2 separate regions of the Homo sapiens genome follow, and region 1 is linked to region 2. The links are chromatin loops, found by intact Hi-C in ENCODE. Cell type or tissue: MCF 10A. All regions are shown on one strand. Links, peaks and the distances in the headings refer to the core of each region. The heading gives the core; the rest is flanking DNA. Region 1 has its middle 620 kb from the start of PCDH7. Region 2 has its middle 510 kb from the start of PCDH7.

Region 1 (5,396 bases), core at 207-5,206, 110 kb after region 2:
GTTTTAGCTTCCTCCATAAGCAGAATGGAGCCCAAACTAACAGTAAAGCGAAACTACAGACTTTACCAATCAAAAGCTCCATCTAACCTCTATCTAGGGTCTTTCCACACTAAAATGATTAAATACATTTTCTTTGTCTTCCTTTGATGTAAAAGCTTGCTGCTTATGCTGCAATAGTGGAGCATTCTGAATCTCTTCTGATTCTGAGTGCTTCCTGATACATGAATTCTTCTTTGCTCAACTAAATTCTGTTAAATTTATTTTGGCTATTTTTTTTCTTTTAACAGAAAACACAGCAAGAATGAGGTCATCTTCAAGCTAATGAGAGGCTTTAGTAAAAACGAAACCTGCCTGCACCTTGATATTGGACTTCCAGCCTTCAGATCTATGATAAAATACATTTTTGTTTGTTTGTTTAAGCCACCCAGTCTGTGTTATTTTGTTAGGGTGATCTTAGTCGACAAACTAGTAATACAAACTGGTTTGGTTTGTACTGCCATTCTCAGGAATACACACTTTTTCTTAGAAGCATATGCATTTAATATGGCACATCATCAATGATTCAGCTCAAGGTTAAAGTTTCATGGAAGCTTGGAAATTTAGAGATAGTCCACTACTTTACAGATGAGAAACAAAAGCCACAAAAGCAACGTGTATAAATCGTGTGTTTCTAAATATCAGGGATTTGCGATAGACCAATAATTAACACATGTCTTTCAAACTCATGTTCTAAATATCGAAAAAATAAGGTTAAAAAAAGTAGTGGCACGTGGATCCCAAAATATCATCCCTATTACGATTAAAAGCTAACTAGAGAATGTAGTTTAGTGGAAAGAAATGGGCTTGCTAAATGCATCCCAGAATTCATGATGATACCTACGTTCTCAGAGCAGTGCTTGCCCAGGGCAGACACATCCCAATGACTCAAAGTAATAGAGTTAGATTTTTCTTTTGAAGGAGAATAGAAGGCTTGCACCTTATGTGAATGTAATACTGAAGAGATGGAAAACCAAAATATATGGAGTTGAGCCACCTTGACAACTTCTTATAGTATAATAAATTATTTCAACATGTACTGGATTAAAACAACACTCACTTATTTGCTCAGGAATCGTCTTTTGGGGTGGAGTTCACTGGAGAAAAATTACCTGGAATCCCAATGGCATCAGCTAGGACTAAAACATCCAAGATGACTTCTTTCCTAAAATGGATGAAGCCTAGCAGTGATGATGACTGGACAGGCATTTGACTGTCTCTATCTACACAGCCTGTTCGTGTATCTAGTTCTGGTTTCTTGGTACTGTGGAAGTCTCAGTTTATTCCGACTTATTAGCTGGTGGATTACTTACTCCAGAGCACAAAAGCAGAAGCTGCTAAGCTTGCTTAGTACCTGGACTTTGAAGTTTCAGAATGGTATTTCTACTGTTTTTGTTTGTTTGTTTTAATTACGATAGGCATAGAGCCAAACTAAATGCAACTGGAGGGAAAACAGACCCCACCTCTTGTTGAGGGTGTGATATGAACAAACTGCAAACTAGTTTGGGATATGAGAGATAAGATTGTGGCAGGTTTTAGAAGTATGATCTACCAAGTGATCCCCACATGCCAAGTTTATTTGTAACAAATTACAATCAGGTAAGTCACACTACTTTACCCTATATGGAATAAGTAGTGTCAGAGAAAAGCCACATATGCGAAAGTAAATGGGCTTAACCAAATATGACCATAATCCAAATGTAGAAGGAAAATGCAAGAGTGGAAGAGAAGAGTTTTCTCTTAAAAATATTGATTTCTAGCCAGACGCAGTGGCTCACACCTGTAATGCCAGCACTTTGGGAGGCTGAGGCGGGCGGATCATGAAGTCAGCAGATCGAGACCTTCCTGGCTAACATGGTGAAACCCCGTCTCTACTAAAAATACAAAAATTTAGCCGGGCGTGGTGGCAGGCGCCTGCAGTCCCAGCAACTACCCGGGAGGCAAAGCTTGCAGTGAGCCAAGATCGCGCCACTGCACTCCAGCCTGGGTGACAGAGCAAGACTCCATCTCAAACAAAAAAAAAAAAATTGAATTCTATAAAATTTTTATTTTGTACATTGTTTAATGGTTCATTGTTTTGTTTTTCATTATTATTATCATTTTTGTTTGTTTGTTTGAGACGGAGTTTTGCTTTTGTTGCCTGGGCTGGAGTGCAATGGCCAATCTTGACTCACTGCAACCTCAGCCTCCCGGGTTCAAGCAATTCTCCTGCCTCAGCCTCCTGAGTAGCTGAGATTACAGGCATGCGCCACCAGGCCCGGCTAATTTTGTATTTTTAGTAGAGACAGGGTTTCTCCATGTGGGTCAGGCTGGTCTCGAACTCCCTACCTCAGGTGATCCGCCAGCTTCGGCCTCCCAAAGTGCTGGGATTATAGGCGTGGGCCACCACACCCGGCCAATTGTTCATTGTTTGACAATGAATATTAAAGGAAATAAAATATTTTTATTTAAACTACTGCTGCATAGGCCTCATATTTGTTGAACATCTACATACTACACTTTTTCCTATCCTCTGAAGATCTCCTGTATGAACTCCATGATCTCAAAGCTTACAATTTAGTGTGGGGGATGGGGTGGGGGAAGGGTGCTTATGAAAAATAAGTGAAAAAAAAAGGTCAAAAGGACTTTAAGGAAAAGGATTATATTTTATATTCAGAATTTAATTAAATTTAGCACAGAAGCCTGTCTCAATTAGTCTGTGAAAATTCATAATTCATCAATCCCTATTTTTCTGTGGGAAAGAATGATACGTATATGTTTCTCCATAACAGTACTGAGCCCTAATATGCACAATTTGTCTATTTAAACCCTGATTTAAATGTTATTTTCTAAAACTGGAAAAGTAAACCTCGATGTATAATAGCACACGTATGTTTGGCAAAGATAAAAATCGTATGCTGCTTATCAGGAAATACAAACCTCAGAGGGCACATTTACCTATATAGGGAATCACCTCTCTGGGTCATATTGACTTACCAATTAATAACTATTACTGTTGACTTCAGTTTTCAACAAGCCACCTTGAATTATGTCAATTATTTTTCTCCTACTTTTTTCTTTACTCCATTCTATCTTGTGATAATTTGTATCCAGCATATAGTATCCATCAGGTCTTAATAGCTACTACGTTTAGCATGCTTGGTATGCCAAAGGCGCTATGTAATATGCTCTGACCTTCTTATATTTTTTATTTTATTTAATACTGACAACAATTTCTATAAAAGCAACAAAAAAAACCTTAGAATTCAGGGCTATGACGGTATTGACAGAACTCTGTGTGACTGAGCCAATATTGGAAACCAGGACTGGCCCATCCCATAACTTTTGGTCGTTAATCAGTGTCCTCTAATACTTAATGACATGCTCTAAATTGGATATTTGATATCTTTTTAGAAGTCCAGACTGGTTGCTGTCTATTACAAAATTCTCCTTGTTCCAGTTCCACTAAAAAAGGCCATTGAAATATTTTTCTCACAAAATATTGCTTGAGCTCCCTCCAAAGTTGGCAAAAATAAAATAAAACAAATATAGATAAATAAAATTATCCTTTGGCATTTGAATATTTATGTAAAGCAGTATTTAATCTTTGTTGAGTTACAATCTCCATAGAGCATATGAAATAAACAAAACTATAGACAATCTTGATATATACTGCATTCAACTCCAGAAGGGCCACAGACATTCTGAAGCCTGTTTATAGCATTCATTCAAGTGATGTTTTCTAAAGTGTTATTCGCACATTCCAAATTAAATAATATGTCAACTCATGCACTGTTATCTAAAGATATTTTAAATTTTACATACATCAATTCTGATTAGATAAAAGGAGAGACAGTTTGGTGTTACTATGTCTTTATCATCTTAAAAATTCAGTTTTAACTAAGTGAAACTAGACCTCAGGCTCGAAGCCTTCAGCAGGAAAGATTATCTATCTATAATTTAATAAAATTTCTTGTTTCATAATGTTGTTTTTGGTCATGTTATTTGCATTTTTGGTTATTAAGCACCAGAAGTTTTTTTTTTTTTTTTTTCAGACAGAGTTTCATTCTCGTCGCCCAGGCTGGAGTGCAATGGTGAGACCTCAATTCACTGCAAACTCTGCCTCCTGGGTTCAAGTGATTCTCCTGCCTCAGCCTCCCAAGTAGCTGAGATTACAGGTGCCCACCACCAAGCCTGGCTAATTTTTGTATTTTTAGTAGAGATTGGGTTTCACCATGTTGGCCAGGATGGTCTTGAACTCCTGACCTCAGGTGATCTGCCCACCTCAGCCTCCTACAGTGTTGGGATTACAGGCGTGAGCCACCACGTTTGGCCAAGCAACAGAATATTTTTTTAGGTTTGGTTTTAAGAATTTTCATAAATTATTTCACTTGTCATCAGTGACCTATGGCAGTCATACAAAGTTTCCTTTTAAATATTTAAATATGAAAAAAAAAGTTAGTTAAAGCTAGAAGATGACATAAATGTTTGTCAAAAGATTATCAGTGTGGTAAGTGGATTACTAAAACTTGGGAGGTATTTTCTTAATGAGTGTCCAATTATTTTGTATAAAATAAATGACCAACCTCAGATGATTTGTTCTTTTTTATTATAATGTTAGTTTTCACCATTCTGGAAGAATTGTGTCTAAATGATGGAAGATGATAATTAGCTACATGTGAAGGACACAGTGTGTGTGCTCCATGTTACTACTGTAGATTGTGTCAGTGATTGTCTAGTTTTAGTTATGTTATCCTCATGAAAGAATTTGAAGTACAAGTTGACTGGAAGTGATGATGGAATATTTGTGACTCATCCTCAGATAGAAACTAAGGGAAAATAAATCTTATTCTGTCTTACCATTCTTGACACACGTGCCACTGTTTGCTAATACTTAGTCATCTTTATTTTTACTTTCTTGACAGTATTACATGTAAATAGGTATTTACATAGAAATGGGGAAATCACTGGTTGTCAATAGATTCCCATAAATCTGAAATAAAGTCACTTGCTTATAAGGAATATATATATATATATATATATATATAGGCTGAAGTAATGCAATTCATACAAATGCACTATGAAAGCTACCATCATAGCACGAAGTCCATGTTAACTATCTGGAATTAGATTGTAATAATATGGAATAGTAATTGCTATTATCTTCTTTGGAAAACATGTAGAATGACAGGAAAACAAAAACAGAAAACATATTCTAGAGAGAAAGAAGAATATATAAAAGAATGAATGTTTTGATAATGATCACCTTATATTTGAAAATCATAGCAAGTTATAGTTGTCCTTCTAGTTCATTAGATGTAGTATATGGATATGTTAGAAATAAACGCATTAAAATCTTCTCAATCAAAATTTTCATGATG
Region 2 (5,396 bases), core at 259-5,258:
AATGTGCAGTTAATTCAGAAGTTTCTAGTCCCTCCTAAATTTTCAAAATTTTGTTGTCAAAATCCACATTTTGGTAACCAACAAAAATGCTGTTATTGAATGGTGTTAATAATATTGTTTTTCTTATCTAATGTTTGATAACTGAATGAAGATATAAATGAAAAATTATAATTTTCTTGGGTGTTTATATATAGGAATTACAAAAGAGGAAGCTCTGGAGGAAATGAATGAGTTGATATTATCATGTAGAAAGTTTACAATTTTGTAATTCTATTATAACAGTCCACACAATTTTTAAAATTTACCTTTCAAGAGCAATCATTTCAAGTATAATTAAGGCAAACTTAGCATTATATTCAAGACTAGTTTCCTTAAATTATTGTTCAGAATATTTTTATCTTATATATTTTAAAATCATTTTAAACTACTTTCTAAAAAGTTCATATTTTTCTTCTTAAAAATTTTCTTCACAAATTTCTATAATTTTCTTCTTAATTTTCATATACATGTATATATATGAGAAAGAGAAAGTTCTCTTTCTCTGGACTACTCATCCCTTAATGCTTCTTCTCTACCTTCCTCTGTGTAAATGTTCACTGTGTAAATGTTCACAAGTCCTTTCTGTCTTACCCATCTTTGTCAACACTATATTACTAGATTGGGTACTCCATCATATTACATCTTATGTGTTCTCATCTCTTACACTGGTTTGGATTGCTGTACCTCCTACTGGATTAGAAGCTTCTTGAATTTAAGAGATGGTTCTCACCAAGGCAACATCCTTTAAGCCCATCAGAGTGACTAGTAAATGGTAGGACACAAAAGACACTTACTGAAGTACATTTTTAAAGACAGATTGTAGTACATGGAATACTAGCAATCATAAAGATGTCAAACACTTTTATATGTTTAATTCAGTTAATTTGAATTGAAATTCCAAAGTACTTTTTTATGTAATAAAATAATGGGATTTTTTTCCCTTCAAAAAAGTAAAATATCCATCAATGGAGGTGTTAAATATATAATGATGTATCACCTCAAAGGGTTTTAATGCAGTCTACAAATAATGATTATGAACTCTATTTAACATTATGAAAAGACTATAATAAAACATATACCGAAAAAGACAGAATATGGACTTCTTCATGTACTGTGATTATAACTGTTTTCTGCTTCAGTGTATGAGACAATTTAGAGAATACCAATTTAACACGGTGTTCATATGAGCATTTTCTCCATTTCCCAATTTCCGGTAAGTTATTTATTTTTGTAATTAAAATATTAAAAATATTAAATTTATTCAAAAACTCAAGAAAGCAAATGAATATCACAGAAATAAGTATTGGAAGTGTCCAGAACTGGAAAAGTCCATAGACATAAATATTGGAAGAGTTCATTGAAAGAACAAAATAGTAGAGCAGCTAAACACGTGAGCATGGACAAACTGTCCACTTTTACATCTGCTGTTTAACACTTACTAGATTGGTCATCTTGAAACGGTGACCTATATGCTCTGAAGATTAGTTTCCTTGACCTTAAAATGGGAAATAATATTAATAATAATGTTCATTTCACAGGTAAAGCATTACAAAAAGATTCTGAAATATAATGAGTGTTCTTAAAAGCTAGCAAATGATGCCTGATAGAAAATTAGCACTGTGAGGCTAGAGATTTGCTTAATTTACCACTATAGTGTGTACCTGTTATTTTAGTGGTTTCATAATAAACATTTGTTGGAGAAGGAATGAACGAAAGGCAGAATATAATGAAGCAGATAGAAAATAATTATCAAAAAATCTAGGGATTGTCAAGAAAGGAAATGCAGGTTTTTCAAAATAAATTTCACTATTTGGAAAAGGTCTGAGAAGGTAGCTAAAATAACACTTAAGTGTCCTGGAGAAAATTAATCCAATTATCCTACTGTATAAGTTTTTTCCTGAAAAAAATATATACTTGTTTTCAGAAACTACATTGACGCCTTCCTTGTAGTAATTTACTGTGTCTTTGTTCAAAATCATTCTCTTGCAGCGAATTAGCTCAAGCCCTCATAGAATCAACTGTGGTAAATAAGTAAAATAAAAATCCTGTAGGCTGAGTGCAGTGGCTCACGCCTGTAATCCCAGCACTTTGGGAAGCCGGGGTGGGCAGATTGTCTGAGGTCAGGAGTTCGAGACCAGTCTGATCAACATGGTGAAACCCTGTCTCTACTGAAAATACAAAAAAAATTAGCCGGGCATGGTGGCATGCACCTGTAATCCCAGCTACTTGGGAGTCTGAGGCCGAGGAAGTGCTTGAACCAGAGAGGTGGAGGTTGCAGTGAGCCGAGATCGCACCACTATACTCCAGCCTGGGTGACAGAGAAAGACTCCGTCTCAAGCAAACAAACAAACAACAACAAAAGAAACACTGTAGAAATAGTGATTATGAATAACATTTGATAAGATCTTTTAATAGTTTGGGGAGAGGAAAGACAGAAATGACCTAAAGCTTAGAATGCTCCCACTGAAAAATCTTCATTCTCACTCTTTAAAATTCATCTCTCTGCCTTTACTCCATCATGTCATTGAAATACATTGATCCCCACAACCCACACACATACTATGTTTTTCCAACCTCAGGTCATATCACATTTGCAGCTTGCTGTCTTAAAAATATACCTGGAATACATCCCAGTGTATTGATTAGCTTTCAGATTTAAAATGAAAAATATAACTGACTTGGAAGGCAATAAACCAAGCAGTGGGCAGTTTTCTCTATCACTTTTTCTATGAGTAGCACAGCAGCTATCTTAACATTTTCAGGGTAAAAGGAGATCTGAGTGAGCCCTTTAGCACTGTGATAATAAACTTTCTTTCAACACAAGTAGGGGATGTAGCATTGACTTAGAGGTGTTCTGGGAGATAAAACACCCATTCTTTGTTTAAGAAGGAAGTGTGAATGAAGGGAGTCAGGGAGTCTGACTATTCAAAAGCCAAACTAACACTCACAATTTTATTATTTATCTATTTATTTATTTAGAGACAGAGTTGTGCTCTGTCACCTAGGCTGGAGTGCAGTGGCACGGTTTCACTCACTGCAACCTCTGCCTCCCAAGTTCAAGCTATTCTCCTGCCTCAGTCTCCCAAGTAGCTAAGATTACAGGCATGTGCCACCATGCCCAGCTAATTTTGTGTGTTTTTAGTAGAGATGGGGTTTCACCATGTTGGTCAGGCTGAACTCAAACTCCTGACCTCAAATGATCTGCCCACCTTGGCCTCCCACAGTGCTGGGATTACAAGCATGAGCCACTGTGCCCGGCCACATATTTATTTTTTGAGTCAAAAGGTGAGTCATTCAAAATAAACATACACATACATGCACCCACAAGCACATATTCCTTGAACATTTACTTCATAACAAAACACTGGGGACTTGGCCTTCTCAAAACTTACATTCTAACTGGTGCAAATAGACTCTATTTTTTTTTTTTTAAATTGAGTAAGGTAATTTTAAAACCTAGAACAGATGTTACCAAAAATGGAAACGTGGGGCAGTGGCATAGAGAGAGACTAAAAAAGGTTTGACGGCTATTTTAGAACAAATGCTCTGAATGTCTTCTCTTAAGATGACATATTTTAAGCTGTGATGTGAATAATGAACAATCAGGCATGAACATATGCGAGCATTGTGCACTTTGAGAAAACATTTGTACAAATTTCCAAAGAGGGCCGTGGTTTGAAATTTTCAAACAACCGGGGGAAAAGAGATGGAAAAAAAAACATTGTTAGGACTGAAGAAAACAACAAAGGGTTTTATACGGAGCTAGGGAAAAATAATATCGGCTCAATGAGCCATGAAACGTGGTATGGATCTCTTTCTACTGTAGTCAATAGATTGTTTTAATCAAGACATTGATAGTATGTGGTAAATGAAAACAATTTCTGCACACACACAAACACCCAAACATTTGTATTGTGTAGGTATAGTTTTCACAGAAAAAACATCTCTCCTATGTCTTTTCTCTGTTGGCATTGTGTTAGCAGAGGCACACACTACTCCAATATCCTACATCTTGTGGAAAAGGTTAATATAGTGTTCAGGGACATATATAGGTCACCAGGTCTTCGATGAGGTCAGAAAACATGTCCAAAGGAATCAATGTGAGCACTGAATTTTGAAAGCTTTAGTGAGATTAAAAAAAGGAGGTAGTTGTTGTCCAAACAAGCAAGAGGAAAAAAGTCATTGAAGTATGGGATTCTTGTCACAGAGATACCAATTTTAATGATATATAATTGTTAAATGATTTTTAGATTTATAATTATTAAAATTCAATAATGATTCTTGCACTACAGCAGGTACTTCCTGAAGTCAGTGATTAATCCTTTTATCTCTTTAGCATGATACTTGGCCTATCTTAACCACTGTCTCAGTAATTGAGAGAGTATACAATTATATTTATTTACTTTCTCTAAGTATTTAACATGTTTGGCAAAACAGAAAAGCTGAAAAATTAAAGTTAGTAGTTGACTCTTAAAACATGGTATTAAAACTGTACCAAACTGAAGCTATAATTTAATGTTTTCTAAGTTTATATACTATCTTATTGAAATTAGAGATGTGTCAATATATATGAAATATGCTTAGTAGTTCTGTATGTTGCAATACTTCCTTCACCATATTATGAGTGAAGTTACTAAATAATTGCTAAGTCATAAAAGTATAGTTTACATTGTTTACATTACCATCAGTAATACTGATGAGCCTTTTTTAAAAATGTTCTTTAGTTGAATCAACTTTTACATATAAATTTTTAATTTCTTGATTTTCTCATAAACATATAAATATAAGAAATATGCACTCTAAATTTACTCTTATCCCCAAGGTTTTAAATAGTGCAGCTACATTTGCTCAATGAAAATACTTGCTAATGTTTAATGGACAAATATTTTATTTACAACAAATATAAAAATCCTTCATGTATACTGGAGACAGAATAGAGAATGGTTCTCCAATTCACAAAAAATATATTAAATATATTATTGTAAGTAAATAAAACATTAATCATTCATTGAACTATTGTACTCTTCAGTAAACATTATAATTGTTCGATATAATCAGATTTTACATCGACACTGATAGGTAGCTAGTAACATGTTCAATTTGCTATTGAAGAAAATGGGGATCAATGTGGTTTACTCAACTCATCTCGGTTGGTAAATGTGGGAGAGGGCTGGATCTGAACTCAAGTCAATCCACTCATGTGTGTCTTCTTAATTTAAACCATGAGTACTTTCAAAGGATGCTTGAGGATTCAGGAATCCTCAATAACATGAATTTCTTTTATTGTGCAGCTCATGCTGGAAAGAGTAGAAGCAAATAAAACTATGAAAGAAGGGGAAAGATAATTCATATGTTAC

What was found. A loop is a pair of places that touch in the nucleus more often than their neighbours do. Peaks named below come from ENCODE experiments on the same cell type or tissue, not always from the same donor. Only the 100,000 strongest peaks of a DNase experiment are listed, where the experiment ranks them.
Region 1: a loop joins it to region 2, with 5 times the contacts of the local background. A loop is called at or near these places in 1 of 110 quality-filtered maps.

The regions. Positions count from the first base shown.
Region 1 is chr4:30,094,514-30,099,909 of GRCh38, reverse strand. No RefSeq gene overlaps it. Among named protein-coding and RNA genes, the nearest start is that of PCDH7, 620 kb to the left of the region's middle. In MCF 10A, for the core only: no CTCF peak of the experiment used is centred there; no DNase peak of the experiment used is centred there.
Region 2 is chr4:30,206,848-30,212,243 of GRCh38, reverse strand. No RefSeq gene overlaps it. Among named protein-coding and RNA genes, the nearest start is that of PCDH7, 510 kb to the left of the region's middle. RefSeq lists an enhancer at 3,900-4,069. In MCF 10A, for the core only: no CTCF peak of the experiment used is centred there; a DNase peak (open chromatin) is centred at 3,343.